2 separate regions of the Mus musculus genome follow, and region 1 is linked to region 2. Evidence: chromatin loops called from intact Hi-C (ENCODE). Cell type or tissue: gastrocnemius. All regions are shown on one strand. Each heading gives the region's core, and the rest is flanking DNA. Links, peaks and the distances in the headings are about the cores only. Region 1 overlaps Maml2 (mastermind like transcriptional coactivator 2). Region 2 overlaps Maml2 (mastermind like transcriptional coactivator 2).

Evidence for each region. A loop is a pair of places that touch in the nucleus more often than their neighbours do. Peaks named below come from ENCODE experiments on the same cell type or tissue, not always from the same donor. Only the 100,000 strongest peaks of a DNase experiment are listed, where the experiment ranks them.
Region 1: it touches region 2 in a loop (10-fold over the local background); 10 of 42 quality-filtered maps call a loop at or near these places.

The regions. Positions count from the first base shown.
Region 1 is chr9:13,501,420-13,517,573 of GRCm38, reverse strand. The region is part of intron 1 of Maml2 (mastermind like transcriptional coactivator 2); the gene reads right to left. Among named protein-coding and RNA genes, the nearest start is that of Phxr4, 78 kb to the right of the region's middle. In gastrocnemius, for the core only: a CTCF peak has its summit at 6,456 (motif pointing left); DNase peaks (open chromatin) are centred at 6,398 and 7,630; H3K27ac peaks cover 1,928 bases.
Region 2 is chr9:13,644,213-13,660,366 of GRCm38, reverse strand. All of the region lies in intron 2 of Maml2 (mastermind like transcriptional coactivator 2), which reads right to left. Among named protein-coding and RNA genes, the nearest start is that of Gm51666, 42 kb to the right of the region's middle. In gastrocnemius, for the core only: a CTCF peak has its summit at 7,173 (motif pointing right); a DNase peak (open chromatin) is centred at 7,679; H3K27ac peaks cover 212 bases.

The DNA of each region.
Region 1 (16,154 bases), core at 3,018-11,017, 140 kb after region 2:
ACACTTGAGGCTATAGACATTAAAGGAGAACACCCAGGTGGTACTGCACCTAGACAGCCATTCAGATGCACCAAGTTTTGAGCTAGGTAACAGTTGCTCTTTGTACTCGTTGTATATGTCATACTCCTCCGTGTGTCACAAAGTGGCATGGAGGCCAGTTATAACAGTCATGCAGGCGCTTGTTGAATGCAGTGGGCTCTCCTGCCTGGGCCTGTGCAACGGAAGTCAAAGAGAGGGCTCTGAAAATGTGTGTTTTCAGTACAGCTTTATTATTAAAGAGATCTAAGTGCTAGAGATGTTTACTTGTTAGTGAAAAACAACTAGACCCCAAATCTCTAAGGGCCACAACATTAAGACCCAAGGTATTTTAAGATGAGACCTTTTTAGTATCGCTAGAATCTCATAGTGGAGGCCACTAGTAGCACTCTGCTCAGAGACCATGCACAGAGTAACAACCACCTTCACCCTGAAATGTACTTGGGCAGACTGCATCCTGAAGGAGGCAAATCTACAGAAGGCATTTAAAAATCTACAGTCTTTTAATTGTCATGGTTTCCAATATGCTTACTTGAACAGGGAAAGAAAAAGCTGGTTATATCCTTCAGCAAGAAACTTTCTCATATCAAGCAATGAACTTTAGAGTCTCCCATATGCATAGACTAGCTCATATTAGTTTAAGCACACACACACACACATATACACACATATGCATTCACACATATAGTGAGCAAAATGGTTAAAGTATGTGGAAATTGCCCACTTTTAAATAAATAGTTTTGCATATATTTCTACCTAAGAGGATTTTACATCAGGAAACACAAACAACTCACACACACACACACACACACACACACACACACACACACACAATATTTTCATATCTTTTAACTATTTTGCTCACATGTGAATACGTGTGTGCGAGAGTGTGCGTGTGCGTGTGCGTGTGCGTGTGCGTGTGTGTGTGTGTGTGTGTGTGTGTGGTCTACGTGTTGGGGGATACACAGATTCATGGTTCTGGGGTCAGAAGAAGACATTGGGTGTCTTTCTCTGTCACTCTCTGGTCTTGTTCCCATGAGACAAAGTGTCTCATAGAACTGAAGCTCCCCATAGTTTGGCCGGACTGGCAGCCAGCACAAGCCTCAGCAATCCTGATCCCACCGTGCATAGAGACCGTTGGCCTATGAGGTCACATGTGATTTTCAAATAGGTACTAGGGCCTAAATGCTAGCAATGTTTTATATCATACATATGCAAGTCAATGATTATCTTAATCATCTGTTTCAAAACTTTGGGTTTTGAACCCAAACTTCTTTCTTTCTGTCTCAGGCAGGCATCACTTGTTTAAGTTACACACCATCTGACTCACTCCTCTCTTTCTAAGAAGATATTCAGATTAACACTGTTACCAGGCTTTGACTCTTACACAACAGACAGAAACTTGAGAACAGAATAACTTAAATATGATCACTTAGGGGAGAAAGGCGTTTAAGACCGTTTTTTTCTATGTAACCCTGGCTGTCTTGGAACTTACTTTGAGCTGACCTCAAACTCACAGAGGTCTGCCTGCCTTTGCCTCCCAAGTGCTGGGATTAAAGCACCACTATCACCCAGCTAAATATGATCACTTTTTTAAATAAAGAAATTTAAATTAATCAAAGTTAAATAAACTTTAGATAAACCTGAAACTCAATGAAAATAAGTTACAAATATTTTTGAAATTTTCCTTGTAAAGTTTTAGCACCTTGTCATGACACAAGGGTATCTCTTTTTATTAGTTTGTGAGATATTAGGTATGTTTCTCAGTAAACTAGTATTTAAAATAAAATATTTAACTATAAAGTACAAAAATAAACATTGCTTGGGTCTTAAGTCTTAGCACACTCATTCAACAAATATTTATTTCTTCTGTGTACATTGACTAATTAACATAACACAGTCTTAAAGATAGACTCTATCTGCCTGTTATCCAGTGTGAGAAGCTGAACATCACTTAGCGGGAGATGGGTATTAAAAGTATAGTACAAAGTTATAAATGAAGGACTATGAACATCTGAAACAAAGACTAGGTGTATAACACGGAACCAAGATGAATGCTTCTTAGAGGCATGTCTTCAGAGTGGGAGGAGGAGAAGCTGGCAAGACCCCCGAAGAGAAAGTCACCTGCCTCAGGCAGAATGGGCAAAGTGGTAGGGCAAATGGATGGCAGTCTACAGCCTCTAAGTGGAGAGAGGACAGACGGAGGCTGCAGCAATGGAAACACCTCATTTTCTCGGCTGATAGAGAGTGAGATGGTTGGGTCTTGAAGCAGCAGGGACAGATCAATCAACATGGAAATACAGGACCAGTGGAAGCCACTAAGACAAACAGAAGGGGAAAAGATGGTACTGAATTGAGGCAACTAGCAGGAATAGGATGGAGACACACATGATCCTACAAGGTAAGATGGAGCTGAGAGATGCATGTGGGTCATGGGCAGGCCTGAAGAATGTTTGACTAATAAACCTGCAGGAGGAACGTGTGCTCTCTCTCTCTCTCTCTCCTCCAACCTATGTGTGTGTGTGTGTATGTGTGTATGTGTGTGTGTGTGTATGTGCATGTGTCTATATGTGTTTGTATTTGTGTATATGTGTATATGCATGTGTTTATATGTGTATATGTATGTGTGTATATGTGTATGTGTGTATATGCATATGTATGTGTGTATATGCATGTGTGTATATGTGTATATGTGTGTGCATATGTGTATGTGTGTGTATGTGTGTGTGTATATGTGTATGTATGGGTGTGAATGTGTGTGTGTATGTGTATATGTGTGTATATGCATGTGTGTGTCATCAGCCATGGAGAAACTTCTGTCTGCAGGCAAGGCTGCCAGTAAGGAGTTAACCCACTTTCACAGTCTCCATTATGAGTGGTGACAGAAAGACAATAGCCCTGTGACAGAGATGGCAGAAGACAGGAAGTAGAAAGGAACAAGACAGTAGATAGTTCATGGATGACTTGTCATCATGAAACAAAGAATCAGCAACAGGGCCCTTCCTTGTGATTCAAGGGTGCAAGAACTACTGAACTAACAAAAAGAAAGAAAGAAAGAGAGAGAGAGAGAGAGAGAGAGAGAGAGAGAGAGAGAGAGAGAGAGGAAAGGAAAGGAAAGGAAAGGAAAGGAAAGGAAAGGAAAGGAAAGGAAAGGAAAGGAAAGGAAAGGAAAGGAAAGGAAAGGAAAGGAAAGGACTTTCCCAGTAGTTGAAGCAGCACAATCATTCTAGCAACATAGACCACAAGCTTGTGGGCACATTGCTTGGTAGAACACAGAAGTACTTGTTGATGAATGAGCTGGAGTAAGACGCCTAGCAAACCAAAGCCCCATTTTGCTTGCCTTCCACAGCAGAAGGGTGATGACAACTGTTTGAATTTTTCCAGCCCAATTGTGCCGAGATCTTGTTGGGTACTCAGAGGCACCCAGTGATACAAAATTATTTTCAGCCTACACCACAAAGGATGTAGACAAGGTGTAGGCTCTTCAGAAACTCATCCACACAGGTGACTAGTCACAGATCCAAGTTTCAAAGTATGTCTTTATCTCTAAAGTTCCCATTGGGATTCCTGGAGTTACCAGAGTACTGCTCTGAAAATGTCATTTATTTTAAAATGTATGTGTGTGCTGTGTGCCTGCAAGAGTTACCTTGCACATGCATCATGCTAACACCCCTGGAGGGCAGCAGCAGCAGATCTCCTGCAGCTCGAGTTGAGTTGTGAGCTGCCTGATGTGGGTGCTGGGAACCAACCTGTGTCTTCTGAAAGAACAATCTGAGTGTTTACCCACTGAACCATCTCTCTAGTGCCTGGTAACTTAAATATTCTCCACTGCATTCTTTTTTTAACATGAATATGGGGGAAGTCTGAGAGTGGTGCCTGCCGCCTCCATAGCAGGTATGGAAGTTTAGTCTTTGCTCATAAGCACGTGGCTGGTCCTGAGGAAACTCAGAGTTCACATTTCTTAATTTAACTTTACTTTATGGCCTTTTAAAGGTCTACATTAGCAAACATTAACTCTGTGATCAAAATTAATGTCTCAGAAAGGCACCACTGTTACTCTTAAAACTGAATAAAATACCTAGTCTGTCTAGCTATCACAACGCCACTGAAGTAAATCATCTGAGATGCTGTCCTCAGAAGGGTAGGCGGGAGTTAAAGTGCAGCCCTCTAGGAAGGAGCTGCTTTCCCCCCTCGTCTGATGAGTTAATCTTCCTGGGAACAGGATTATATTTACTCATCCCAAGAGGGTGTTGACTTGTCTGGGCTCCAGAAGACTCCAAGGACAGAGTAAGTTCTATGCTGTTCATCCCCACAGGAAGAAAATCAGCAGCGCTCTCTGCAGGGGGCCACTCCTTCTCTTGTGCTTAAAACGACAACTGGAACACTAGTACATGAGTTTAAATTAAGGAAAGACCGTCAAGAATGCCCTTTTCTCTGTAAGAGGATTGGTTGGGTCCTGGGATAAGATGTAAAGAAATACTTTTTAGTCCCAAGACAGAATCAGATGGGTTAATAATGCATTCAAGGGCTTTGCAAAGATACCTCAGATGAAATGACAAAGGTGCCCAGCTGAAAACTCGAATTCTTTTCATCCCTGTCTTTTAACAAAGAGACAATTGTAATATGTAAATATATGTATATAAAATATTATTTACTATTATGTATGTATTAGACACTCAGACACAGATACAGAGAGGAAAGAGAGGGAGACAGTGTTAGAGAGAGTCCATATGTGCACAATGGAGGTATTTGCATATCATTTTCTTGGCAATGCTCAGAGTTTCACGTAATGCAACATATGTGTAGTATGAGTAGTTGAACAATAAAGACTAAATACTTCCTTTAAATTAGAAAACAGTATTCCCAACACGGGAACTATTGGAGCTGTGCCCAGCTTGTTCAGTAAACAGGTAGGGCAGATGAAACATGCACTCCTAAAACTATTTAGGATGTGTACTGTGGTCCACATGTGATCAGAGGACAACTCTAAAGACTCAGGCATCTCCTTCCAGGTGGATTCCAGGGATTTAACTCTATTAAACTTGCTAACAAGTGCCTTCTATCTGATAAGCAACCTGCTGGGCCTGAAACATACTTTAAGTCAAGAACAAGAATTCTTGGATGCAACTTCCAGCACTTTTATCTGTATCTCACTAGACCTTAGACAAGTATTTCTCTGGGTATCAGGATATAGCACACACACACACACACAAACACAGTCACACTCAAACATACACACATACATATACTCACATACACATACATACACATAAATACACATATACACATAAACACACTCACACATATACCCATACTCACACACACATACACATTCAGTCACACACACATACATTCATAGCCATATGCCACACACTCAAATACATACACTTATGTGCACATGCACACAATGCACACATGTGCATACTTGTGCATACAGATATACATACATACACATACCCCACACACACACCAAACACATGCACACTTACATATACACACATACATCAGATACATGCACACACATCTAGCACACACACATATGTACATATACATACCACACATATATATGCACACATACACACAAATCCAACACATACATACATATAAACACATCCACACATATCCAGCACATAAACACACACAAATATACACAAACACACACATCTGATGCACACAAAAAAAGAGACACACATGTCCAACACACACACATTTAAGAAATGGAGGGAAGTCAGATGGCATACACCTTTAATCTCAGCACTGGAGAGGTTGAAGCAGGCAGATCTCTGACTTAGAGGCCAACCTGGTCTACATAGCAGGTCCCAGGACAGTCAATGCCACATAGTGAACCACATTCTCAAAAGAAGAAGAAGGAGGAAGAGGAGGAGGAGGAGAAGGGAAGGAGGAAGAGAAGGAGGAGGAGGAGGAGGAGGAGGAAGAGGAGGAGAAGAAGAAGAAGAAGAAGAAGAAGAAGAAGAAGAAGAAGAAGAAGAAGAAGAAGAAGAAGAAGAAAAGGAGGAGGAGGAAGAGGAGGAAGAGGAGGAGGAGGAAGGAAGGAAGTGGAGGGAGCCACACCAATCTCTCTGAGTTATTGTAAGAATTAAATGTGACAAAGGGTATGAACTCTCTGTAATCATTAGTTCCTATTTATCTCAAGTAGTTTCTTATCCTTTTGTGACAGTAGACAACAAAAATAGAGAATTTCTGCTGATATTGGTGAACTATGAACTCAGTTCCAAGGCAGAAGGTTTAAATAACCAGGCCGACTCCAGAACCGTTGATGCTGTTGTCTTCCAGATGAGACTCACTCACAGTCCTTAGGAACATGCTGTTCACTGTGTGCTTGCCTGCGGGTCCTGGGCCAATTTCCTCATCTCAAATAGCAGCAGTTGGCTGCCCACACTACCCTCTGCAGGCAGCTGTGTCTCAGTAGAAACTGTCAAACAGCTGACTCTAGAAAACCAAATTTTCCTCTTTAAGATCCTAATTGCATCCATTGGTAAAATAAAATAAAATAAAATAAAAATCAAAGTGCATACCTTGCCCTTTCATGGGAGCTGACATTCTGAGCTCAGGTTTGTTAGGAAGTATTAGCAGAAGATTTAGAAGAAGTCTGGAGGGCCACCTCGGAGATGGAGTAGCAGATAAAATGTTCCCAACACAAAGATGAGGATTGCAGTTAGGGATCCAACACCCACACCAAAACTGGGCAAGGTGCTTGCCTGTAATCCCAGCACTGTGCACTGCAGACAAGGACAGGAGGGTTCCTGCGGTTTACTTGCCAGACAGTCTAGCCAACTAGTGAGTTCAGGTGGAGACCCTGTGTTTAATATATATATATATATGTAATGTGGAAAACAATAGAGGAAGACCTCTGGCCTCTATGTGGACTCCTGACTAAACACACACACAGAGAGAGAGAGAGAGAGAGAGAGAGAGAGAGAGAGAGAAGGAGGAGGAGGAGGAGGAGGAGGAGGAGGAGGAGGAGGAGGAGGAGGAGGAGGAGGAGGAGAAGAAGAAGAAGAAGAAGAAGAAGAAGAAGAAGAAGAAGAAGAAGAAGAAGAAGAAGAAGAAGAAGAAGAAGAAGAAGAAGAAGAGGAGGAGGAGAGGTGCAGATGGGACAGGAAAGAGAGAGGGACAGGAAGAGAGACAGGCAGACAGACAGATGGAGTCAGAAACAAAGGGACAAGGAGGGTCTTCTTAGAGAAGTCCACCCCTGCTAGTCCCCTCACTTTTTTGGTTGGTCTTCCAAATGAAACAAATCAGTATCCCCAAAGAGATGTGTTTTCCTGTTTCTGTTTATGTGCTGGAGAAGGGCAAAGCTGCACACCTGCTCACCACCATGAAGTGGTGAACTGTCTGCATGGCAGAGCAAACGAACCACTTAAGTTACTATAACATTCAAAGTGTAAGAAAGGTGCTTAGTGACACTGTGTTTCCAACCTAAAAACCTATGAGGGGACTCTACACTCCCAAGACGCCTGAGAGCTATGTGACAATGTGTGTGTGTGTGTGTATCAGAAATGGCCGATGGTTTTGTTCTGTGTGGTGCAGAAAGGTGGAGGCAGATGGCCCTGTGCACGCTTCACTGGGTAAGCGTCCAGAGTTTGGCCCCCACCTGTCTGTGGCTTCTAAGTCCCTTCCTTTCCCACACCCACCACTGAGCACAGCCCCCACTGCCACTGTGCTGCTGTCGTCTCTCCTTTGAACACTTACTCTGTCTAGTCAAATAGGCTCATCCAGGTACAGAAAGCAGAGTCACGGGGTATGAAGGTACAATGAGAATGCCTTCCAGGCTTTCCAGGGTCAGACCCCACAGGGACCCAAACACTCTTCACAAATACACACAACAAAGCATAACATATAGACAGCTCTGGGAAACGAGTCATTTAGGGCTAAGGTAATTAATGTACATTCTGAGTCAGAGTTTCACACTTAAATTTCTAAAGGCGTGTTTAATGCCCTCTTAGCAGAGCCAACTGTGTCTGTCCGTGGCTGCGGAGAACATCTTCTTGGGAGTGCTTAGACCAAAGGAGGCATTGAACAGGGCTTCCTCTGCTTTTAGCTGATGACCTACTATTACAAGGGGCTTTCTCTTTATAGTCTATATTCTCACTGTGCCCTGGAGTCAAGATGGCTGGCGATTCTCCTCGAGAAAGACTCTCCCACTTTAATACCATGGTCAAAGCCACCCCAAACCCCATCTTCTCCATGAAGTTGCCTGCTGTCTCTCAGTCTTGCTACGGAAGTGTGCTTATCCTTTTCTCAGTGGTTGGAATTGTCATTACTGCTATTGTGTGTGTGTTCTCTAATATCCTTTCTGTGTTCTATACCCCGACAGGGAATGTACATTAGTGACCTACGCCAGAACATTCATCATTAGAACAAGTGCTTGATTACCCCTGCTCATTTAATTCATTCACTTATGAAAATGACAGTCAGAAAACGACACAGTCTGTTCTCAAGATACTTGGAGCTCACTAAGAGGGGGGAAGCAGAGGAAACTCAAAATCCAGTGCTCCGTGTGTTCTCACCGAGGACACGGGCAAGGCCTCAGCAGAAGAGAGGCACCCGCTCTAGGTAGGAGGTCAGGTTGGTGTGATATTTATGCCTGGTCTGAAGCTGTGTGTGTGTGTGTGTGTGTGTGTGTGGTATATGTGTGTGTGGGTGGTGGTGGTGGTATGTGTGTGTGTGAGCTGAACATGAGTGTGCAGGTGTGGCACGCTGAGGACAAGGTAGGATGTTGGGAACCATCCTCTCTCTTTCTCCATCCTAACCCTGTAAGATTGGATCTTTCAGCAGATTGTACACTCACCTTTCAGCTAGGCTGCCAGGCCAAATGAGCTCTAGGGATCTTCCTGCCCCAGCTCCTTCTCCCTCCCCCGTCGTCCCCACTCCCTACTCTCCTGAGCTGGAAGCGGATGCACAGGCATCCCCACCTGTTTGTTTGTTTGTTTGTTTGTTTGTTTGTTTTTCATGAGTTTGGGGGATTTGAACTCAAGTCCTCATGTTCACACAGCACTCTTACCTACTGAGCCACCTCCTTAGTGGACTTTTTGCACTGAGTCTTCAAGGAAAACAAAGGCCTACTAGGGAGGCAAAGGCTGTGGAGAACTCTACCAAACAGTGGCTGAGTCAAAGCAAACAGACTGTAAGGGGCTGTCAAGAAAAGTGCTAGAGATTCTAAGGACAAAGGGAAGCCAGAAGAGGTTTGAGCAGGACAGGGGTGTCAAGGAAGACCCAGGCTAACAAGTTCTAAGTGAAAGGATGCATGAATCTTACACAATCATTTCCTCCATGCGTATTTCATGCTACATTGTTGCCCCTATCAAATCCAATGAACATTTGCTCAGCCATTTTATACTCCATCCACCTGGGCTTACATTTCATGTGCAACACTGACAGCGGCCATGAAATTCTGAAAGGAAGGCAAGGATGCCCATTCGTCCGCATCCTAACAACCCCGGAAAGGCACAAATGCACGGCTCATCTAAAGCGCTCCACAACAGAACGTGGAGTAAGTGCCCCCACTCCACCCACTAGTGATACTCACGTCACTGTTCTTGATAATGTTACACCATGTCCCTACTGGAGTATGACTCAGACACTCCCAGGGACAATACAGTTCAACCCCACACTTGTCCAGAGAATAGCCCTCACCGAGAGTGTGTGGCAGGATATTTCTTCCCCTCTGTGTACTTTTGCATCCTCATTCCCTCCCTATCCCAAAAATGCAATCTTAAAGTTATTTTTCTGAAAATGAAAAAAAGAAAATCAAGGTCAATGCAGAGAAGACCTCAGAGCTGGGTGAGGGCGTTTGAGGATTGGCAAACTTCTTGGTGAGTACAGAGCTGAGGTTGTCCCCTAGACAGGACGAAGCACCTTCTGATAACCACCATCTGGCTCAAATGTGTTACTAACCTCCATTAATTTATGAATCATTTCCCTGACTGTGCATTCTTACAACCACCAACCCAGTGTAATTCAGTACATTTCAGTAAAACTTGCCCAGGAAGATTAAAACAGTTTTAGTGATTATAAACCATGTAGGTTTGTCAGACACTGGTAATCTATGGGCCCTGTGACCTGGAGCATTTGTGTCTAACTGTGATTTAATGCTCCCCCTGACCCCATTTGCAGTCCCCATTTCACATTTCAGGGTTGCTTTTTATTTATTTATTTATTTATTTATTTTTGAAAGCAATCTTTTTCTTCAGAATAATTTTTCTTACCAAGAGACTACAGGCAAACTGACCATTAAGTAGGTGGATATATTTGCTTTCCATTTAGGGAAGCCTGGTTTAAGTCCCAGTTCTTTGAAATAAAAAAGCATCAGGAAACACTCCTGAGTGCGCCTTTGACTTCCTTCCCTGCCTGTCAGTGACAGGAGGCAGCTGCGGCCCAGGCTTTGACTTGGTTTAAAGGCTGATATCTGACTCCAGCTCCCAAACAGCCATCATTCTTAAGATTCAGTCCTCGGCTCTGTGCCTCCTCTGTGAACCCCACTTAACTGTCACTGTTAATGGGGGAATTACTTCACAATCCAGTTTCTAGCACACCCGTTTGTATCTCCAGGGTTTGTGGCACACGTGCATTTTTATCAAATTATAAAGTGAATGACTTATGTGGGTTGACTGTGACTAGTATTTTAAGGTCAGAATTTCTTGAATGGATATTTAAGACATTAAAGAAAACAGGTATTTTATCAGTTTCCTTGAGGATTTTTGTGATGTAGCTTCTCCTGCCTCAGTTTGAGTTGGGACACATTACATGAGGGTAGACCACACAGAGGATACATTCCCATCAATTGGATGAAAGTTAAATGACTTGATGCCTTAAACAGAAGAATATTTATATATTCCAAATAAACTCAGATCTCACCATTTTCCTTCCATCCTTTCCCGGGTTGGGTAGCCACATAATATGTAAGGACCTAGTTAAATTTCAAAAGAATAACTAATAATCAGCCATAAATATGTGCCATGCAAATTTGGGGCATAGTTGTATTAAATATTCCTTACTGATTGCTTGTCTGAAGTTGAGATCCAGCTGAGCATCCTGTCTTACCTGCTTATTCTGGCAATTCAAAGTCTGGGACATTGAATGGTGGTCAGAAATGCATTTTCTCCAAATTATGGGTCTGTGTAGCCCCTAAGGGGCTAGCCTTTCCTTGGGTGTCTATATAATGGAGATGTCCCACAGGCTGCTCCCAGGGCCCCCATGGAGCCATCTGGAACTAGACACTGAAGACTTAAAGTTTGTTGAAGAGAACAATGCCCTCCACATAGCACACATAGCACACGCTCAACAGATTTTTATTGAGAACTCTAATTTTCTAATGTTCACAGTGTTATCTAAGGTGAACATGAAGATAAAATAAAATATCATAAAAGGTATTCCTCTGCTGCCCACCACACACACACACACACACACACACACACACACACACACACACACACCATCCTTCAGCGGCCCTGCCACTGCATCTGCTTGCAGTGGCTCTCCTGATTTTCCCAGAAGTTAGCCAGGCTTCCTTAATTTTCTCATGGGAAACTGTAGGTGGTGGCACTTAAAGCACTGTCCTGGAGTCAGAATAATTCTGGTACCAGCAGCTTCTGTGACTCCTGGCTCTCTCCCCATCCCTCACTCAAATGAGTTAATAAATTCTGCTGCCAATGCTGAGATAACCACACCCGATAGTTGCTTTCCATTGTCAACTTGAGTAGATTTAGAATCTCTCAGGAGATTCACCTCTAGGAGTATGTGTGAGGAGGGGTCCAGAGAGATTTAATCAAGGAGGGAAAGTCCACGTTGAGTGTGGGCAGCACTCCCATGGCTTAGGGTCTCAAGCCGAATGAAAAGGGAAATGGGAGAAGGCAAGCAGAGGACCCACACTGATCTCTTTCTGACTGCACAAACAATTCGAGCCTCAGGTCACCACCACCATCCTCTAGCCACCCTTTCCCCACCATGATGGCTTATTCTCCAAGTTTGTGAACCCACACAAATCTTCCTTCCTTCCTTCCTTCCTTCCTTCCTTCCTTCCTTCCTTCCTTCCTTCCTTCCTTCCTTCCCTCCTTCCTTCCATAAATTGATTCTGTCTAGTGTTCTGTAACAGCAGGGAGGAAAGTAACTAATGTAACAAGGTGTCATGACAAATCTTACTAGACTAACTGGTGGTAAGCAGCCACTGTCACTGTGATACTATGCTGCTGTTGTCATCCCTCCACAATGTTTAACAGAACTTACTGCAGAGCGGGCCTGAGAGCCAGCAGAAGTTCCAAGTTCCCACCAGCCCACAGAAAGCATCACCCTGTCTGCCTCAGCAGGAACAACTTCATTCTGCTACTCCTCTGTGCCTCTACACTCCCTCACACCTACAGATGTACGAATCTCTTCACTACAACCTGCAGTCAGACTCAAGACACAGCCTTTTGTGAATGCTAAGAGCGGAACTAGCAGACTTTGTCTTAAGTGCAAGATAGAAATAAGATCAGCTTCCGGGCATTCAGGAGTACGTGTGAGTTTGAGGGTGACCCACACTGCTGAGGAATACTGTGATTTTGTTAATATCCAGGCATGCCAATAAGACTATAAGGATCATGTTTATCCATCACATTCTGTAGTGTTTATTTTCAAAGAATAATTTCAAATTCCCTTAGATAAAAAGTGAAAGGAAAGCCCTGCCCTCTGACCTGTTGCTTTTGTATGACACCACAAAACATTTGTGTTCTTGGAGTCTCAGGCCACAGTGTTGGGTTGGGTCATAGTGCCTTCTTCATAAGTGGCACCTGCTGAGTATCTGTGGGTCCAGCCAACGCACAGGGTCTTAGACAGCAGCGGTTTTCTGAACATCGAAGAGATGTATTGCTTTCTGTTTTTTGGGTTTTTTTCTCCATGGCAAAATGCAGTGACTTTCTTTAAAGCAGGAATTCACAGCAAGAAACAATAATTTTTCACACCTGTGTTCATAATGTCAGCTCTAGAAAGTGATGGGACAAACTAAAGGGGTTGGGGAGAGTTTGTAGTTTCAGGTTATTTAGACTTAAAGGCAGTTAACTGACTTGGCTGTGGGCAATCAGGAATGACATGAGTTTTGCCTTGACTGGTAATCTATTAAGACAGAGACATCCTTCCTTCTGCCTCTAAGATGTCTTCACGGCCAAATCTCCATTTTTTACAGTCCTTTGGTCTGACCCGTATGTTTGGTGTTCTCTGTCATTCTGGAAACAGTGCAACCCTGAGAGGACCAGGCTGCACTGAAGCTAGAGATCACACACTTTTACATTATTCCTCTGGAGGCAGCAAATAATACTGTTTCAACAACACAAATAATCCACGAATAACCTGCTTTGCTGTTGTTTTCCTGAGACAGGGTTTCTCTATGTAGCCCTGGCTATCCTGGAACTCAATCTGTAGACCAGGCTGGCCTCAAACCCAGAGATCTACCTGCCTCTGCCTCTGCCTCTGCCTTGCCTCTGCCTCTGCCTCTCTGCCTCTGCCTCTGCCTCTGCCTCTGCCTCTGCCTCTGCCTCTGCCTCTCTCTCTGCCTCTCTGCCTCTCTCTGCCTCTCTGCCTCTCTGCCTCTCTGCCTCTCTGCCTCTCTGCCTCTCTGCCTCTCTGCCTCTCTGCCTCTCTGCCTCTCTGCCTCTCTGCCTCTCTGCCTCTCTGCCTCTCTGCCTCTCTGCCTCTCTGCCTCTCTGCCTCTCTGCCTCTCTGCCTCTCTGCCTCTCTGCCTCTCTGCCTCTCTGCCTCTCTGCCTCTCTGCCTCTCTGCCTCTGCCTCTGCCTCTGCCTTAGTGCTGGATTAGAGGTGTGTGCCATCAACCCTGGAGGACTATGAACTACTTAAGGAGTTTCATAGGAGTCATCTTCAATCACAAATCTGAACCACTGTTCAGACCTTAGCTTCCCCTTAGCATGTTGAAGACATGAGTGGTGGCTCTGTCCAACTCTACTCATTTTAGCGTTTTATGGTCTTAATTTTTCTACCAAAGATTTCCAGTCTCAGAAATACCCAGTGTTACTGAAGAAAAGCTAAAAGCTTGCCATGTTTGTAGATGCAGAAGGTCAATCCACCAGGCAGGGCCTGATCACTTCAGCAGCCAGGTGACTACAGCTCCCAGAACTGTCTTTCAAGTGCTTCTCTTTCTCACCAGTGGCTCTATTGTATGACATTCTCGTGTTCCACCCCCCCCCCCTTCCCAATTTTTGCTTTTCCTTATCAGACTTTCGTTTGGGCATACATGGGGGTTTTCTTGTTTCTGATAGAGCCTAGTGACAATCTTAAAAGCAGAAAATTTCACAGTAAATAGTGTTTCCAAGACAAAGTGTTCAGCTGGTAATTTCCCACAACCCCCAGGTCAAACGAACATGTAGTGGACTGCAGAGTGGCCCTCATTCATAGTTACCCTCTTGGGGAATGGGCCTTCTCCTTGAGATAACTGCGTGTTTCTTCAACACACGTGACATACAGTTATGAAAAGGAGTTCAGCCACATGGTCATCCTCCAATCTACCTCATGAGCAGCAGTGTTAGCCTTCCTGCTGAAGCCTCCCTCTGCTCCCTGGCTTCCTGGAAACCCAGGATGCCCTATGCTAGGTTGGGAAGGTTCTCTCTGATTGCCACAATGACCATGCCAGAGGATTGTTCTAGGTGTTGGGGGGAGCGAGGGGGCCTGGGTAATGAAAGCCTGTGGGTAAGAAAATGGCAGATCAAATCTTTGCTCTCAGCATGAAGGGCAAGGATTACAAGGCATCACATCTTAGCTGTGCCAAGCTTCCGGATCCATCGCTCCTTTTTACTTTCTAATCTGTGATCTGGTGCACACCCTGACAGCGTGGTGTTTCCAACAGGTGCTTGCTACGGCTGAGTACTTTACAAGACAGAGAAAGTGCTGTGTATTTTAATCACATGTAGGTCTAAGAGAGGTGAGAGGCAATGTAACAAAAGTATGCAAGATTTGTTAGTTTACTTATGTATAAAAATATACAATAAGATTAAACTCCAAAGAATTGTGTCTCACTTCATTTACATTACTTTTGTCTGATGTTTTATACATCATAGTGGCACTTTGAATGGTATCTATTTTATAGAAAATTATAGACAAGAAAAATAACCTATATCCATAAGAAGTAATTTTGTTTTTCACGTTTGTCTGATTTATGCTCTGTGGTGAGAGTATACTGAAGCTGTGTATATTATGAATAACACTGTATTTTGCTTATTTGTATGAAATGGCACAGATTTAGGCCAGGGCTTTCCGTACGCCAGGCAAGTGCCTTACCCTTCCACCTCCACGCTAAATCCCCAGTTCACCTCTTACGTGGAACATTTTACACTGAGAAGCTTATATCACTTCCGTAAACAAAAACCAGGTTATATAAAAGATAAAACTTTGCCATAGCAACACCATTACGGATTCTTTAGAAACGAAGATTAAGCGGAAGCTACAGGGAGGGTAAAAGTGCTTGTGTCCTTCGGGGGGAGGGTCTTCTCCAGCGCCCAGGTCTGATAGGTCAATCACTTCTAACTCCAGCTCTAGGGGATCTGACACCACCGTCTGGCCTCTTAGGGCACTACGCTCACGTGCATATATCCCCTTGGAGAGACACGCAGACATAAAATAAATCTTTTAAAAGCTACAGATTCATTACTACTCTACTAGTTGTATGTGGCTTAAGTTTATCACTTATGGGAACATGGCCAACCCAATCAGGAAACGTCCACATGCACAAGACAACAAGCTGCCTCACCATGGCTAGTGTGGCAACACTGGGGGCTTTCTGAGTGTCTCCTGTTCTTCTCATCATGGGAGTGTGTTCCTCCAGGCAGCATGAAAAAGCACCCTTTACTTAAGTATGTGTTTGTCTGATTTATACCTCTTTACTCTTTACACATATGATATTGAGCTGTTAGGAGCAGACTTGCCCAGATATTCCCTACTTTTAAAAGGCAACAGTAGCATTGTCTTCCACTCTTTCCTAAGCACACGTGCTTCAGAAACAACACAAAGTGGAATTCTCTGGAGACCTTCTCTCAAGTAGTAGCTTCGTTTCCAGACAGGAATAAAAGAACAAGAAATACAAACACAAATTCTTTGATCTCTTATTCGAGTTTTCC
Region 2 (16,154 bases), core at 2,658-10,657:
ACTTCTGCACTTTAATTTAATTCAGGCAGCTAAATTATTTAAATATATCTTTTGCACATGTAGGTCATTTTATCCATGTGGCTATTTTCCGAGAGAATGTGTTAAGAGGAGCTGAAGGAAATGAAGCTAATTAAAATTTTATTACATTCACCTTCATAGAGTAATTATATGATTGAGTGGATTTCTTCCTAAGGAAACAGTTATTTTTATCTGACCGAGCTGGAGCGTGTTTCCTTTTTCACCTTGTTTGAGATCAGTGTGGACTACAAGAGAATGTACATTTTTGCATCCTGAATGTAACATGTCTAAGCCCCTCTACACCCCTCATGCAAGTCTTAACATTTACTTGACAAATAAACTTCCTAACTTAGAGCTTCACTTGCTAGTTTCGAATGCTTTCATGGCACAGATAGCTGAATTAATCAGCAAGAAGTGGGAACGTGCTAGCCATGGTGGAAGGATTTAGTTTGATTTTTCATCTTGGCAGGAATACGTGTTCAAGAATGTTGTAAGTAGATCAAACATATAGTTGAAATTTTTGGAAAGGGTATTAGACCTTCCGCTACAATGAACCAGGGATGTGTCTAAGATCTCAAATACTTTTTACCGATTTGGAACCTATTTAGCGTGTCTTCCAGATGGGTAATGAGTTGTAATTACTAGTTCCTTTAAAAGGGTGGTGACAAGACAGGGTACAGAATGGTGACTCTGGGACCTCTATTTTCTTTACTTTTCTTTGTATTTTAGAATCCTTTTTAGAAGAGGGTCATTCATATCATAAACTCCATTTCAAAAAAGGTTATAAAATGGAGGGAGAAATTTCAAATGAAATGAAATTTTCTCTTTGTCTGATGAGTATATTTATCTAAACTTAGCCCTCTCAGTGAGGTTCTCTCTCTCTTTCTCTCTCTGTCTCTCTCTGTGTGTCTCTGTCTCTCTTCTTACAAAAGGAATAATTTTGAAAGCTAATGGGAAACTTCTGTGCTTGTAGATGGGACATCTAGGGTGATGCTCTACTCATAAACCATTTCCACAAGGCATAATAGAACAAGACATAGACTTCGAACTTATGCTGCACTGACCTACTTGTGGCTGCACCATATGCCTCCGGTGAACTCAGGCAGGGCTTGTAGCTACTGAGGAATAAAGTAAGTTCTTCTTAATTAGCTTGGTGGCCATACCTGTAATCCTACCATCTGTGAGGTTGAGACAGAGGACTGCTGTGAAAGTGAAACCCTGTCTCAAAACAAACAAAATAATGATAATTCCTGATGGTTAGAGATGTAGACCACTGCATTCTGGGTAATGATTTGCTGCTAATCTAACGGACATCTCTATAACCTCATGCATGTTTAGACGGTCAGATAAATTGCGTCTCTCATTTTGGGATTTTGGTAAGAGAAACAAACAACCAACAGAAAACCCTCTCTAACTACTTTCAAAGATACTCGATGGCTAATAACATGCACCAGGCAAGTGAGGGCTTCTCCGAGCTTTGCACTAAGTTAATGAGATTCCAGCCAACAGCATTTGGCATTCATTTACACTCTATCAGAACAGTTAAATGCATCTTAGATCTTCTACTGGGATCCTTTCAATTTCCTAACATTTTGGTCTCGTTTCGTCTCCCCCTCCCCCTGCAGCAGCCGTTAGAAAGGGAAGACTAAAAAGTTCTTTAGGAGTGAGGCTCAGGGCTGAGCTCCTCTGTTCAAATCAAATAGGACCATTGAATTGGAAATTTGCTGTGTGTTCATACAGGTGGATAGGTACTAAAGTAGTTCTCAACCTGTGAGTCGTGACCCCATGGTGAGGGTCACATATCGGATATCCTGCATATCAGATATTTATATTACAAATAGCAAATAACAGTACAAAATTATTATTATGAAGTAGCAATGAAATAATTTTATGGTTGGAGGTTACCACTACATGAGGAACTGTGTTAAAAGGCCATAGCATTAGGAAGGTTGAGGACCACTGTGCTAGCTACTCTTGGGCTTTCCTGGTGGGACTGTTGGTGGAAGGCTGATGTGAAGGGAAGGCGTGGTGCTAAGTGTCACTGAGCTTTATGCTTGGCTGACAGGGGAAGGGTACAGACTGACAAGCACAACCGTACCCGTGTCAGTCTACATCTGGACATATTTGTGGTAGGTACAAGATGAAGAATGAATTCTTCACAGGTGCATTTTAATGGTTTTCTCAGGTTGTCACAAATAATAGCTTCAAATAATTCTAAATATGATGGCCAAAGAATTAGCAAAACATCTTTCTGTTGGCTAACTTCTTAGTTTGACTGCTCCAGGAACAGATAAAGATGATGTGCATCAATTATGTTGCTAGGCAACATTGAATGTGGTAAAACTGACCCCTCATTGGTAGAACACGTCTGGATGGGGGAGCTACAGATACTAAGTACTACTAGGGAGACTATGCTTTGAATTTCCCTGTGTGCAGCAAGACTCTACATAACATGTAGAGAGGACTCTTCAAGGTATACATTTGGATCTTATAGGAGTTTTGACTGTGAGATGTAACTTTCTTAAAAGCCAGGTCCTTTCCTTGCCCCATATGGGCTTTATTCTCTGGCCTAAGAACTTTCAGAGTTTTAACTATAGGCGAGCATCTGATGTTTCTGTCCTAGACTCTACAGTTTCTATGCTTGTCCTTCTAAAAAGGCTGGTGTCAAAAATGGGTGCAACAGTCTTGTGAATATAAACATTTACTTGAGCCCAATGAACTCCCTTGCTGGACACTGCAGATGGATGCAGCGTCTTGATTACCATCATGTTGCATGTGAGGCAGTAATTTGGGAAGGACCTTACATATTGAGATTTCTGTAGTGCTTTATCCATTAAGTTAAACTCATCCACTCATTCATCCTTGTACCCAAGAATCCATACATTTACCCGTTTACCCAGATATCCATCCACCAATCTATCTATGAATCCATCTATCCATTCATTCATCCATGTATCCGAATATCCTTACACCCACCCATCTGTCCAACAACTAATTAGAGCATACGATATGCCAAAGCCATAGGATACTAGATAGAACCAATCAAGGCCTCTTTTCTCATACAGTCCTTTGAAAGGAACAGAAACAGACAGTAATAACACAGAGTGTTACTACTTATAGCAGATAATATTTATTAACTGCAGGATACTTACTGTATTAAGCGTATATACATCATCTAATTTAATCATTGCCAAAAATTCTGTGAAGTCTTGATGTCTGTATGCATCTATTACAGCCTCTGAGTTGAGGTACAGGGAAACTGCCTCACAGTGGCCTTTTCAGTGGTCTCTTCATACCCAGACAGTTATCGAAACCTGCTTTTTAATGTGCTATGCCTTTAGCATAGGCTCACGCTGAGGGATGTTTCTGCGAATGCTCTCATGTCAACTCTTTCTTATGGTCCACATTATAATGTTTTAAGACTCAGTCAAGTGGGAGCATCAGGGAAACCAGGGAGCCACCAAAGGGTAGGAAAGGGACAAGGTTTACCGAGGTTTAACTGGGTATCAGTCCTGTGCCTCACCCCCAAGAGGAAATTATAGCTACTCTCTTCCTAAGTTCACCAGCATCCTTTTCTAACCCTGAGGTGTCTAGCTCACCAAGCTGATGTGAGCTTATTGGTATTTTATATTCACGCAATGTATGTGAACTGACAACAATCTTACTTACATAAGCTTACTGTGTCCTAAACACATTGCAAGAACAGGGTGTAATGGTTTTCTTTCTTGACATATTGATTTTAAGCAGGCGCATGTACACACACACACACACACACACACACACACACACACACACACACACACACGTGGGGATGTGGCTCAGTCTAGAGTGGATCAACTGAATCCCTAGGATCAGTGTCTTACATTTCCTTCCTGTTGCTGAGATAAAGTACTTGGACAAAAGCAGTTCAGTGGAACAAGGGTTGTTTAACTAGTATAACTAGTATAACTAGTATAACTAGTATAACTAGTAGTTTCCATCATAGACCATCACTGTGGAAAAAGTTAAAGCACCAGGAAATTCAAGCACCTTATCACATTACATACACCTCGGGAGTAGAGAACAAGGATCAATGTATGCACGTTAGTGGTCTCCTCTCTTTCTTCACTCTTCTACAACCCAGAATTTCCTGCCCAGCCAATGGTTCCACTCACAATTAGGATGGGTCTCTTGCGTCAACCAATATAGTCAAGACAACTCCACTGGGCTACTCTCAAAGGCTAACTTAATATAAGCATTTCTCACAGATGTGTCCAGAGGCACACCTCCTAGGTGTCCAGCTGACAAGGTATCCATCATGCTCTGTACCACAAAACAACAGCAGCAGCAAGCCACCTCCAACTCTCAGAAAGACTTCTCAGTCCCTTCATTATTCAGTGCAGTTTTTATGTGTCTCTCAGAAGCATCTTCTCAGTGACTGCCGAGAGAAAGGTCCCAGAGGCATCACCTAGGCCCAGGATTGGGGTCATCGGTATACTCACAACAGACTTGGCAGCACACACTAGGAAACTTTCCATGCCTTAGAATACCACCCCCCCCCCCCGCCACCAAGAAGTACACACTACATGGACAGTGTCAGATGTTAAGAATTTCTTTCTACACATGAAATTGAAATTCCCCATTATTTATACTTAACAAGCTATGCTCATACAGAAATAAACAAGCTGGTCAGGAATGGGTCTCCTGTTTGCCATACTCTAAAACCTCAGGTACAACCATCCCACTCTGCCTTTTCCCAGTTTTCCTGACCATGGCTCTGACCTGTGGCCAGCCTAACTGAAGGCTGCTTTGCATGACATCACTTTGATAGTGAGAATCTTGTCTGGCTGTGTGGTCTTAGATGCATTTTCCATGTTCTAAGTGTCTTCCAACACTTACAAGACCCGCGGTGCTGACCATACTGACTTCCATGGCTGCTTGGGTCTCTCTGTAGCTCCAGAGCCTACTTGACTCTCTTTGCTAAAAGGTCTTATGAGATGGCTTTCTTCTCTGCTTTCCCTAGGATGGAACTTGAAGCTTAACCTAATACAAGGTGGTTCCTGACAGAGCAAAGTAGAACTCCACATAACTGTCTATTCTGGCCAGCTGATGAACCCTAGTCACGCAGGTCCTGTGCTGTTGTGAGCACAGAAAACCCATGAAGACAAGATGTATTCCATGAGATACTCAAAGTCATTTATCATTTAACTGACACAACATATTCACCCTTTCAATAAAACGTAGAACGTTGATTCTAAAACTCTCATAAAAGAATTGGTCACCACTTCCTCTAGCTTGGAGTTCTAAGATGTCTTACTCAATGAAGAAAACCACGGATGGCTATACTAGAGGCTTCTCCAATGAGAATCCTCCCAAAGAGGAATGCTGATTATCTCAGAAAAAGAAACGATATAAATAAACATAATACAAAATTGAGGTGCTGGGACACAATTATAAATCGCTCTGCTTGACTCTTGCCATCTTCCAGGGCAGAGGCAGGTTGGTCTCTGTGGCAAAGAATAGACCACCAGCTGTTGTATGTTCTGCCAAGAGCAGAGAGAGTTATTATAAATAATCAGCAGCAGTATGTCCTTTGGGGCTGGGCAGTGTGTGTGTGTGTGTGTGTGTGTGTGTGTCTGGAAATAGAGGGTGCTAGAGGGATGGAGGCAGGGCCAACATGGCAGAGGATGAGCTAGAAGTTTTTCTGTGTACCTAGGCTCCTATTACATCACAGGGGCAGTTATGTAATGTGCCTCCGTTTATAACCAGAATGGAAGTAAAGGGAGCATCTTCATTAGCAGTGACACAGCGTAAGTCACGTGGATAGGCCATCAGTGTGCTTGTGGGCATCTTCCCTTCCCTTCTGCATCTGTCTGCATTTTGTTAACTCCTTGCCTCCTTTTGGGCATACATGTGTGTTTTTAAAGTGGAAGCAGAGACAGAGCTTGGTGCCCTGCTTTTAAGGTCTCCTCACAGAAGAAATGTATGGTGTTGATTTTACAATTTTATATCCTATCATAAGGTCCCTTTTAAAAAGGAACTATAGTAGCAACACGTAGGTCTCCCAACATTTCCCTGTGACAGATTCACCCACCCCATGAGCCTTTGTAGCCAGATGCAGGCCATAGTTCCTCACTTCATTTTTTTCAGGCCATTCTTCTGAACATGGAGAAATACCATCCTGCTCAAATCTAATTCTAAGCTGTAACTCAACTCAGGTATATGTTAGAGGGATGCTGCCCAGGAAAGACAAATAATTAGTGTCTGATATTTAAAATTCACGTGTGTGTGTGTGTGTGTGTGTGTGTTCCTGAGTGTGACTGTTTTGCTCTGTGAACCTGGAGTTTCCTGATCTGGTGAACCTGGCTGACTAGAGATCCATCTGTCTCTGCCTCTGTAGCCCTGGCATCCTAAGAGTATGCCACCATGCCTAGCTTTTCCTGTGGGTTCTAGCTCGGGTCCTTACCAGTTAAACATTTTTTCCTGGCTCTGTTTTCTTTTTTTAAATTACATTTTTAGCAGTTTACATTCAGACAGTAACATTTATCTTCATGTCTAACAAGTGGGAAGATTGAGTCTCCAAAACGTGAAATGATTTATTCAACCAGCTAAGGAAACCCAAGGCGGGGCCAGGCTTAACAGGTATTCCAGCCAATATGACTATAATAGAAAATTCTAAGACAGATCTACAAAGGCTTTATCATATAGTTCCCTAACAGGAGCAGTGTGGAGAAAATGGAGTTCAAGTCTCAGAGGAAGGAACCTCTGCTTAGCCTGTATTGATGTTTTACACATTGTTTCACTTTTATGTTTGCCCTTTATGCCCACAGAAGCCCATTCCCCCTCCCCACATTCGCTCTCTCTATTTTTTTACATTGCCCCTAGCTTTAATTTTAGAAGCCTTTGAGTGCATCTTTGTGGATTTATTCCTTCTTGAAACAGGAGCAGGAATTTTACCTGTGTTCCCATGCCTTCAAACTAAATGACAAATTCTGGGATCTAACACTGAGCACAGATAGCAAAGACAAGATTGATTCTAATCCGAAAAATAAAGTTCAAATATTGACACTTTACGGTTAGAGAGTTTCCAATCTACCTGGGGCCATGGAAGTAGAGTTTACTTAATTTAGCTATCAGGCTGTTCATTGTGTTTTCTGGCCCTATAAATTTGTGTTGTAGTATCTTGAATATCCAGCAGATGGCATCTGCTCCAAAACTCAAAAATTCCATTTCCATAGTATGGCAAGCAGGGAATAGACACATAGAAGCCTCTCTCTTCATCGACTTCTCCACTCACTACCAAGAAAGGGCTTCTGGAACACTGAGGGTAGAAAATACAGCTACTGCATGGTGAGAGCTATTCTCTGTCCATACCTGTAGACCTCAGTAATTTGTAAGGGAAATAGAATTAGAATAAATCCTGATGAATCTCCCAAACGGACAACTATCAGTTTCAGTTATTTTACTAAGTGAGATAAGAGAGCAATCTTAGTGTCAGAGTGGTGGGTGTGTGTGCTAATCTCAAACCTCCCACCAAAGAGAGACAGGCAAAGGCAGCACAGTATAACATTTTCAAATCGGAGCCAGCTCCTCCAAGAAGCAAGGACACAGCCCCATGACAGATGCCTTCTCACGGATGTGAGGAGACGGATACGGAATGTGATTGAATGACTTCTAATGTTTCACGACACCTTTGCTCCATAGCTTTGAAAAGCTTACACATGAACACACTGATCCCTATCCAGATGAGCCAGGGGCCCCATCCTTTTGTGTCAAGCACAAAGAGGAAGGCGAGTGCAGCAGAGACAGAGACAAAGGAACAGCCTGTGCAACCAAGCGCTGAACATGATTTAAACAGCCAACTTAGTAAACATCAATTCTCAGGCTGTATTCTGTGAATTGGAGTCAACCTCCAAAGGAAATGCAGGCTTACACTGAAAGGATTGCTTCTGCTAAGACAATGCAAAGTCGCATCTTTGTGCCGTAAGTCATCTCCCTGAAAGATGCTGACAAGACAAAGGCCTCAAAGTGAAAAGGTGAAACCGGCTCATTTGAAAAAGGGAAAAAGGAACCGCATTAGAGCTTCTTTGTTTAACACTCTGGTACCCGTGTTTTGTATTGTCAGAGATCAGTGTGCCTTTGAGGAGAGAGAGGGCTTAGAAATGGAGAGAATGTGCGGCTTGCTGTGTGACTTTCTATGAATCACTTTCTCACCCTGGACATAAAGTTTCCATTCTGGTCACATAAGAGGGTGGGAGCAAATGATTGCTGTGTTTTCCACATGGTTATGATGAAGCTCCCTCCTCACATTCACACATAAGTGAGAGTCTGAAGACTGGGTGGTAGAGGCTTGGAGAAGTGGGGACCAGTGCTGGCCCATCAAAATGGAACCGTGGGGAAGGCACTGCACATGAAACTATCTCGGAATCCTTTGAGCCTCTCATTTGGATGGTTGTTTTCTAAGAATACAATAGAAGCTCTGGTTTGGAAGTCAAAGCCCCAGAAAGGAAATACATTTTGTCTTAAACGTTAATAATGTTAACGCTTGAGAATCATGTGCACTTTGACCACTTCCTTTTTTACACGCAGCAGGGTCCAAGGATATTTCTTTTTTTGTTGTTTGTTTGTTTGTTTTTGTTTTTCGAGATAGGGTTTCTCTGTATAGCCCTGGCTGTCCTGGAACTCACTTTGTAGACCAGGCTGGCCTCAAACTCAGAAATCCACCTGCCTCTGCCTCCCGAATGCTGGGATTAAAGGCATGCACCACCACCGCCCAGCTCCAAGGATATTTCTAAGACTGGAATTTTGAGTTGCCTGACATCTCCTGCCTCAGTCACAGTCAAACACACAATATATTTCCTCAGAAGTGTGGACTTAGAACATTTGAACTTAAGGCTGAGTGTGTACAGAACCTGTAGAATGTATCTTTGACCTCTTGGCTTCTGGAGACACACATTTCCTTTGTTTATTCACAAGTCTACTTTATTCTCCCCTCAGATTTAATTATTTTCCAGTTCTCATTTGCATATGTGTAGGCTACCATCCATTCACAATCTGCTGAGACCTACACGTGGGAGGCACAAAGCTTCCCATTCCATAAAAGGACTGGATACCATGGACAAGCCACTTCCCCTGCAGTGCTCTCAGAGAGCCCTGCCCTGCCCTAGCAAGTGTGCTGGAGATGAAGTATGCCATTTGGTGTGTGCATCTACATCTTCAGCATGCCATTGTGTACCAGATACAGCAGAGAAATGGGATCATTCTATTAGACACCCGTAGTCTGTTGGGACTGGGAGGGACATTACAGAACCAACTAAAGTTACCCTTCAGTTTACATGTGAGAGAAATGAATCTCACTGGTGTAAGATTGGCAGAGATAACCCAGGTGGTGGGATGATGCTAGACTGTGATCCTTATTTTATTTTATATTTTGCATGCCCAATTCAGATACATGCCCATAATTACTCTGCTTTCAGCATCTCTCTACTGTCCTGAATTTTTCTGTTTTTCCACCTCTCAAATTTGTGAGTTTGCTTTTGAGATAGGGTCTCATGTAGCCCAGGCAGGCTTTAAACTTCCTATGTCACTGAGGATTATCTTGACCTTCTAATCCCCCTGCCTCCACCTCCCAAGTGCTGGGGTTGCAGGTTAACAAGCCTTGTTTATGTGATGCTGGCCCACACATGCCAGACACGCACTGTACCTATAAGCCCTCACCTATAAATGAATTAAAGGATTTTTTTTGAAGCTAACACTCTAGGAGTGACATCCTGATTCAGGACCTTAGATACCTTCTGAATGCAACATAAGTCAAAATGACCTTGTTACCATACATTCCTCTTTCTACCACCAGTCTATTCAGTTTGCTGTACACTCACTCATTCATCCAAACCTCTATCTGTGTTTCTACCTTTAGGCCAATGACCTCGGAGGGTCGAGCCCTCATCTCAGTGCAGCAAACAGAACTAGATGTCCTTTCTCCTCGAAAAGCTAGCAGCATGACTGTCAGTGCTCCTGAAGACTCTTGAACAGAGCACACCAGCTTTACAGTTGCTCTTAGCTAGTATTTTTGAACAGCTTCCCATCCATGGTCACAGCAAACATGCCTCTTCCTTATCTTCTAAATGCAAAAGCCAGTACCCCAGAGCTCTCAGGGACTCAACCACCAACCAAAGAGCACACAAAGATGGACTCAAGGCTTCAGTCCCATATGTTGCAGAGGATGGCCTGTGGGACATCAATGAGAGAAGAAGTCCTTCGTCTTGTGAAGGCTCGATGTCCCAGTGTAGGGAAATGCCAGGACAGGGAAGTGGGAGTGGGTGAGTTAGTGAGCAGGGGGAGGGGGTAAGATAGGAGGTTTTCGGAGGGGAAACCAGAAAAGGGGATAACATTTGAAATGTAAATAAAGAAAATATCTAAAAAAATAAATAAATGCAACAGCGACTGCCTGCTTCAGCATCAGTGGAACATGAGCTGTTGGTCCCATGCTAATAAACTGCATTGCACAGAACCAAGACCTTTGACCTGACATCTCCCTAGAAAACACTCCACACATTAAAGGCACCAAGTGAAACTAACTTTGCTTGCTTTCAGCCTGTCCCTGCATAAGCCATTCCACATAACCGGAATCACACTAGATAGTGGCACGGTCTTGGGTCAGGTTTTGCAGGTTCTTCTTTCTAATATCAAGTAGTTGACAGTACTGAGCATGTTTTTTTCCTTTCTTCTAGCAAACCTTCCCTAGTTCTTCTCACCAGCAGACTGAGGACCTGCACTGGGACAGTCACTGAATTCTGTCTCAAATGTGTGTCACGGCTAGTAGATTTTCAAGAAAGACAATAGGTACAGTTTTAGGGTTGTAATAGGTGGTCTGGGATAAAAATTCCACGCTTTCTTGTGATTACTTCTGAACTTAGGTGGATGCTGAGAGGACCAGGACGTGAGCAAGCCTCTAAGTGAGCTGGCTTGGGCCCTCATCAGCTTTAGCTGAGAGCCTTCCATCAGAACCCCAGAGTAGGAAGCAAAGCAAGGACAGCTATGTCCAGACAACTTTGAACAAGAGCTACAGACTACCTCTGAGGTGACTTGTTCAAACAGAACCCTGTTCTGTTCACGGCCATCTGCTAGAGTTTGTCTGCTGGTCTTTGGAGTTACAGAGCAGCAATCCAGCTCCAATCACATTGCTAAGGTCTGCTAGTACCAGAGCTATCCTTCCCATAACAGGGTCTCACACGTTCCCAACAGCTCTGGGCAGCAGATGCCACTAGCTCATGTTAGGGGGTGCTCTGAGGCAAGCGGAGTTTAGACAGTTTAAGTAAGTTAGTAACTGGGGAGCTCCGGCTTTCTCTCAGGCTCTCAGCTTGACTCTGTCATCTATTTCACATGCCTGCTGTGAGGCAATTTCCTACAAATGGACACTCCCTTCTGAAAGGAAGAAGGTGAGACCTAAGACCCAGAAAGCTAACTAGAAAAAGTCACAGGCTTCAGAATATCCTGCCCAAGGTTCTAGAGGCAGAAAACAATGGCTGAGGAGGAGAGATTTTCCCATGGAGTTAAGCAGGGAGCCGCATGGTGACAACTCACAAAGCTCCAGCTCTGCTGGAGAAGGCAAGGCCACAGTAGCTAAGGTCTAGTGGGTAACAGGCCAGAAGTTACCAAAGCATGAATCAGAGATGGGCAAAGTGGGCTTCAACCCACTTGACTGGGTGCATAGCATGTGATTATCACTCTAGCTGGTCTAGATGCATGCCTACAGCCTGTAGCGGGGGTAGGGGCATGCTTACAGCCTGCAGTCTACAGCCTCCATTGGCACAGCCTGTTGCAGTCTAGAGAATGAACCAGTCATGGAGAAGACCTCAGTCTTGGCCCAGCTTCTGCCATTGTCCTGAAAATCCTGGACATAGGAAATTCAAAAGCTTCTGTCTGTCGGCAGCTCTTCCCTCATAGGAGCCTCTCTCACTTTGCTTGGATTCTACCTCTCTGTAGCAATTCTTAACACGTTTTTTCTTCATATTTACTTTCCAGTGGTGTAAGGCAGCAGACTTGGGGCCACTATCCCAGGTTGGCCATTGATGACAAAGTGTCTGGCATCTTAGGTCCTTGGGTCACATACAGCTTGGCCATGAAAGGTTCTATTGCTCTCAAAAAACCCACATATCCTCATTAATAGAAAGTGGTCCCTGAACTTGCACATCACAGAGACAGGTCTATGGAGAGACAAGATAATACACAAATAAGGGTAGTGGGTGTCTTACATCCTAACACAAGCCATTGCTGAAAGTCTGCTTCAGAAGAGGGTGGCAAATGACTATGGTGGGCGGGGCTAAGATGGGAGGGTGGGGAAGTATTTCATACAAAGCATGACACAGAACCGAGGATCATGGGAATGAAGAGCTTCCTGGGGCATTGAGCATGTGGAAGCCATGGGCTGGTGTGCTGAAGCCAGGGAAGAACTGTGTGTGCTGAAGCTTATCAACGTTTCGTAAGTGATCCCACTACAACAATGGCACTTTTATCCATTCAGTAACCAAGTCAATGCATGGCTAAATTTCCCAGCGTAGTTCTACGTAGACAAAACAAGCCATTAAATTTTTTGGAAAAAGTGAATGAACTTTATAGGACGATGAGCCAGCAATACCACTGCTGTACATGGAATTCAGATGACCTGAAAGCCATTTTCTGTTACTTAGTGTGGCTGCTTCCATTTACAAATTTTGATTCCTATATCTCAACCAGATCTGGGCCTTTTAGACTGTATGTCCTGAGTTTTGAAAGAAATTGGCATGGTTTACATTATTGTCCAGGACAAAGTTGTCCGCACAATCATTTTATGACTTTATAACTAGTAACAATGAAGGTACAGAGTCCCTCAATCTAAAGGAAACAAACAAACAAACAAACAAACAACAAAAACAAGAAGAACCAACTAAACAAAGAAACCCAATGAAAAGAAAATGAGAAGTGAGAACAGCATGGTACTGAGGTTCCCCCTGAGCATCAATGGGCTGTGATTCCTTAGAGCTGAGGCCCTTTCAGAAAGCTATCGTACCACAGTCAGAGTTGGTATTCCTTGGGAGAACATTAAAGTTCTTTGTTATTAAAACCACCTAAATTTGAAGTTGAGTTTTCGTTTATTGGGTGGCTGTATTGTGACTGGGATCAAGAGAAGCTATTTCTTTCAAAACATTGACAAAAGCTGTAGCGTAGCAAACAATGCAGTTGTTTATTGAGAAACTGAAATTGCTTTTTTAAAAATGAAATTTACTTTGTGTATGTGTGTCTATGTGTATGTGCACAAACGTGTGTAAAAGGCTAGGGAAGACATGAAGTATTTCCCTTCATTGTCCTCTCCTTATTTCCTTGAGAATGCTTCTTCATTGAGCCAGGAGCTCACTGGTTTCTAGCTAAGCTGGTGGCCAGCCACTGTCTCCTTTACTTCCAACACTGGGGTTACAGGCACATGAAGACATGGAGAACTTTCTCTTGGGTGCTGGGAATCTGAACTTGGATCCTTATGTGGCATAACAAGCACTCTTACCATCCCCCCCCCCAAGCTGTCTCTCTAGACCCCTAGAGCTTGCTTTTATAAGACAAAACTAATGTTTCAGTATCATGAAGAGGAAAACAGACCACAACAATCTACTGAATCTGTGGTCAAATGAAGTTGGACTCTAAAGCCTCTTTTGATTCCCAGTTCTTGTGTGGACAAGAGAAGCTGAGATGAAGGGGCAGCTGGGTCCTGTGTGTCTCTCATGATTCTTGAACATGAAGCATTTGATCTGAAAGTTTTCTTTAAGAACTCACGTCCAGTTTCCAAGAAGACATTCATATGCAAGCTCCTCTGGAACAGCCCACCCTGCCCCAAGTGTGTAAATCACAGCAATGAAGGCTCACATTACTAGAACTGAGAGAAGGAGCAGTTGCCTTAGGTGTTCTTCCATTCTGGGTTTCTGAAAAAAGTGGGACTTCAATAGCTGAGTGAAGGGTAGAAGTCCCCCTTTTCTATGAGCATGGGGCAGGCAAGCTCCCTTTTTTGAAAATGTTTCCAGAGAGGAAAATACAAGCACATACACACAATTCCATACTAGAACTATCATTCAAATAGGAAACTTGGAAGAGGTGTTGGTCTGGGGTGCAGGTGTCTGTTATTGGCTAGTTTTGATGTCAGAATGTTGGGAAATTATGGCACAAATTGGGTACAAGTCCTACAAGAGAAGCCACTTGCTTCCTAGGTGGAAATTCAGAATTTTAAAAAGAAATCTTTCAGACAAGAAATTTCTACTTTAAGTAGAACATACCTTCTTCTTCTTTCTTTCTTTCTGTTCTTCTCTTGGCCCTTTTCCTTTCCACTCCTTTTCTGTATTAAAGCATCGCAAACTATTCCTAATTAGTAAGTGTAATACAAAAAAGAGGAGGTCCATATCATCTTCATTTTTCTAGAAATGTCAACAAGAAACATCTTTGCTCTCAGCCTGTCTGCTCTTCTGCCACTCAGATGCTCAGAGCAGTAGAGGAGTAACCTGAGGGCAGATAGGGCACTTTCTGATTGACTAACTAGTCTCTCCTAGTGGTAAATAGTAGTGCTAACTGGAAACAGCAGGGCCCGGATGTGCCCCCACATCAGGCATGTCTTCACTCAGCATGTTTCTCAATTCCTGAAAACTTGCCATGTTCCCAATAAGGTGAACCAGGTGTTCACCCTCAGCAAGGACCAACAAAATAGAAAACAAAAAAGTCCCACTTTCAGCATTATTTAAAGGAAAATGTCTGTTCAAAAGGAAGATGACTAAATAATCATAGGTTTAGAAAGTTTCTTCTGCATTGGTAATCTTCTCTTTCATAAATTTAATAAAATAGGATAAAATGAACACAAGCTTTGGGAGGGGTTGGAGCAGGTCAGGCTTGTACCACTTAAAGGGAACAGAGATGAGCAGCACTGTGATGTAGCCTTTGTAAGTAGCTCAATGGCACGTTGCCCAGACACTAGGCGATTTTAACTGCTAATGCCATTGAGATGAGGTAGTATTTCCTGAGCTGTTTTAACTTTTCAATAAGCATCCAGACACAGCAGGGAAGCCCAGGTAAAAAGTTCACAGTTGGAGGAGGCATATGCATGTACGCTCTGCATGCTCTCAAAACACAGCCAATGAAAATGACCTTGTAAGAACGCGGAAGGGAACAGCACATGGAAATAATTTGAAACTTGCAGAACATGGATTTTTGGGGCTATGAAAGGGTGGCAGAGATTTTTCTCACAGGAGTTCTGCAATAGGCAGTGACAGAAGGAAGGGAGACACAGCCCTAGTTATCCTTGAGTTGGGAGTCCTTTGTTAGTATGCAGGCTAATTCTATTTACAGTATCCAGGGGTGCTGTTATCTTCATCTAAACCATGCTCATAACTAAGCTAAGCTTCTGGGCTGTATCAGCTGGGTGGGCTCCTTTCCTTTGCAAAGTTCTTACCCATGTCTTTGAAGTAAGAGCAATGTTCTTGTGGTTTTCTTTACCTGTGTATTTGCCTTGGTGACCCTTCCCCACAACCCTTCCTCTTTTTTTTTTTTTAACTTAAGATGGTTAATGGATTCAGTGCTAAAGGATGGTGTCTTACTTATCCATAGTTCATGGAAACCACACACAACTGTGCTACCTTCCCAACTTCATCCCCGCAGAATACCTTTTAGTAACTTCCTGGTAACTTAGGGGAAAAAAAAACCCTCAAATTTACTTCATACAACGTTTCCTACAAAGGCTCCCACTTCTGTCCACCACCCCTCTGTCTGTCTTCCACGCCTCACTGATCTCTCCCCACCAGCTCAGTCCTAGTCTCCATGCTGATCCATGCTGTTTTCTGGCTTAGTTCGGCCATCTGCACATCTCCATTCCTGTCTGCCACCCGTGGGTCTGAGGGCTTCCAATCTTAGGGGCCCAGCTCTTGATCCTTACAGGAATGCACCCCATCCTTTGTCACCCGTGGGTCTGAGGGCTTCCAATCTCAGGCCCTGCTCTTGGTCCTTACAGTAATGCGCCCATCCGTCCTGATGCTGCTTCTCTCACAGATCATCCTGCAGGTTTTATTATTTTTCCTGCCTGTTTTCTCTGATCAAGGGCAGGCTCTGGGAAGTCAGGGCTGTCCCTGCCTTTTAATTCATGTACCTACAGG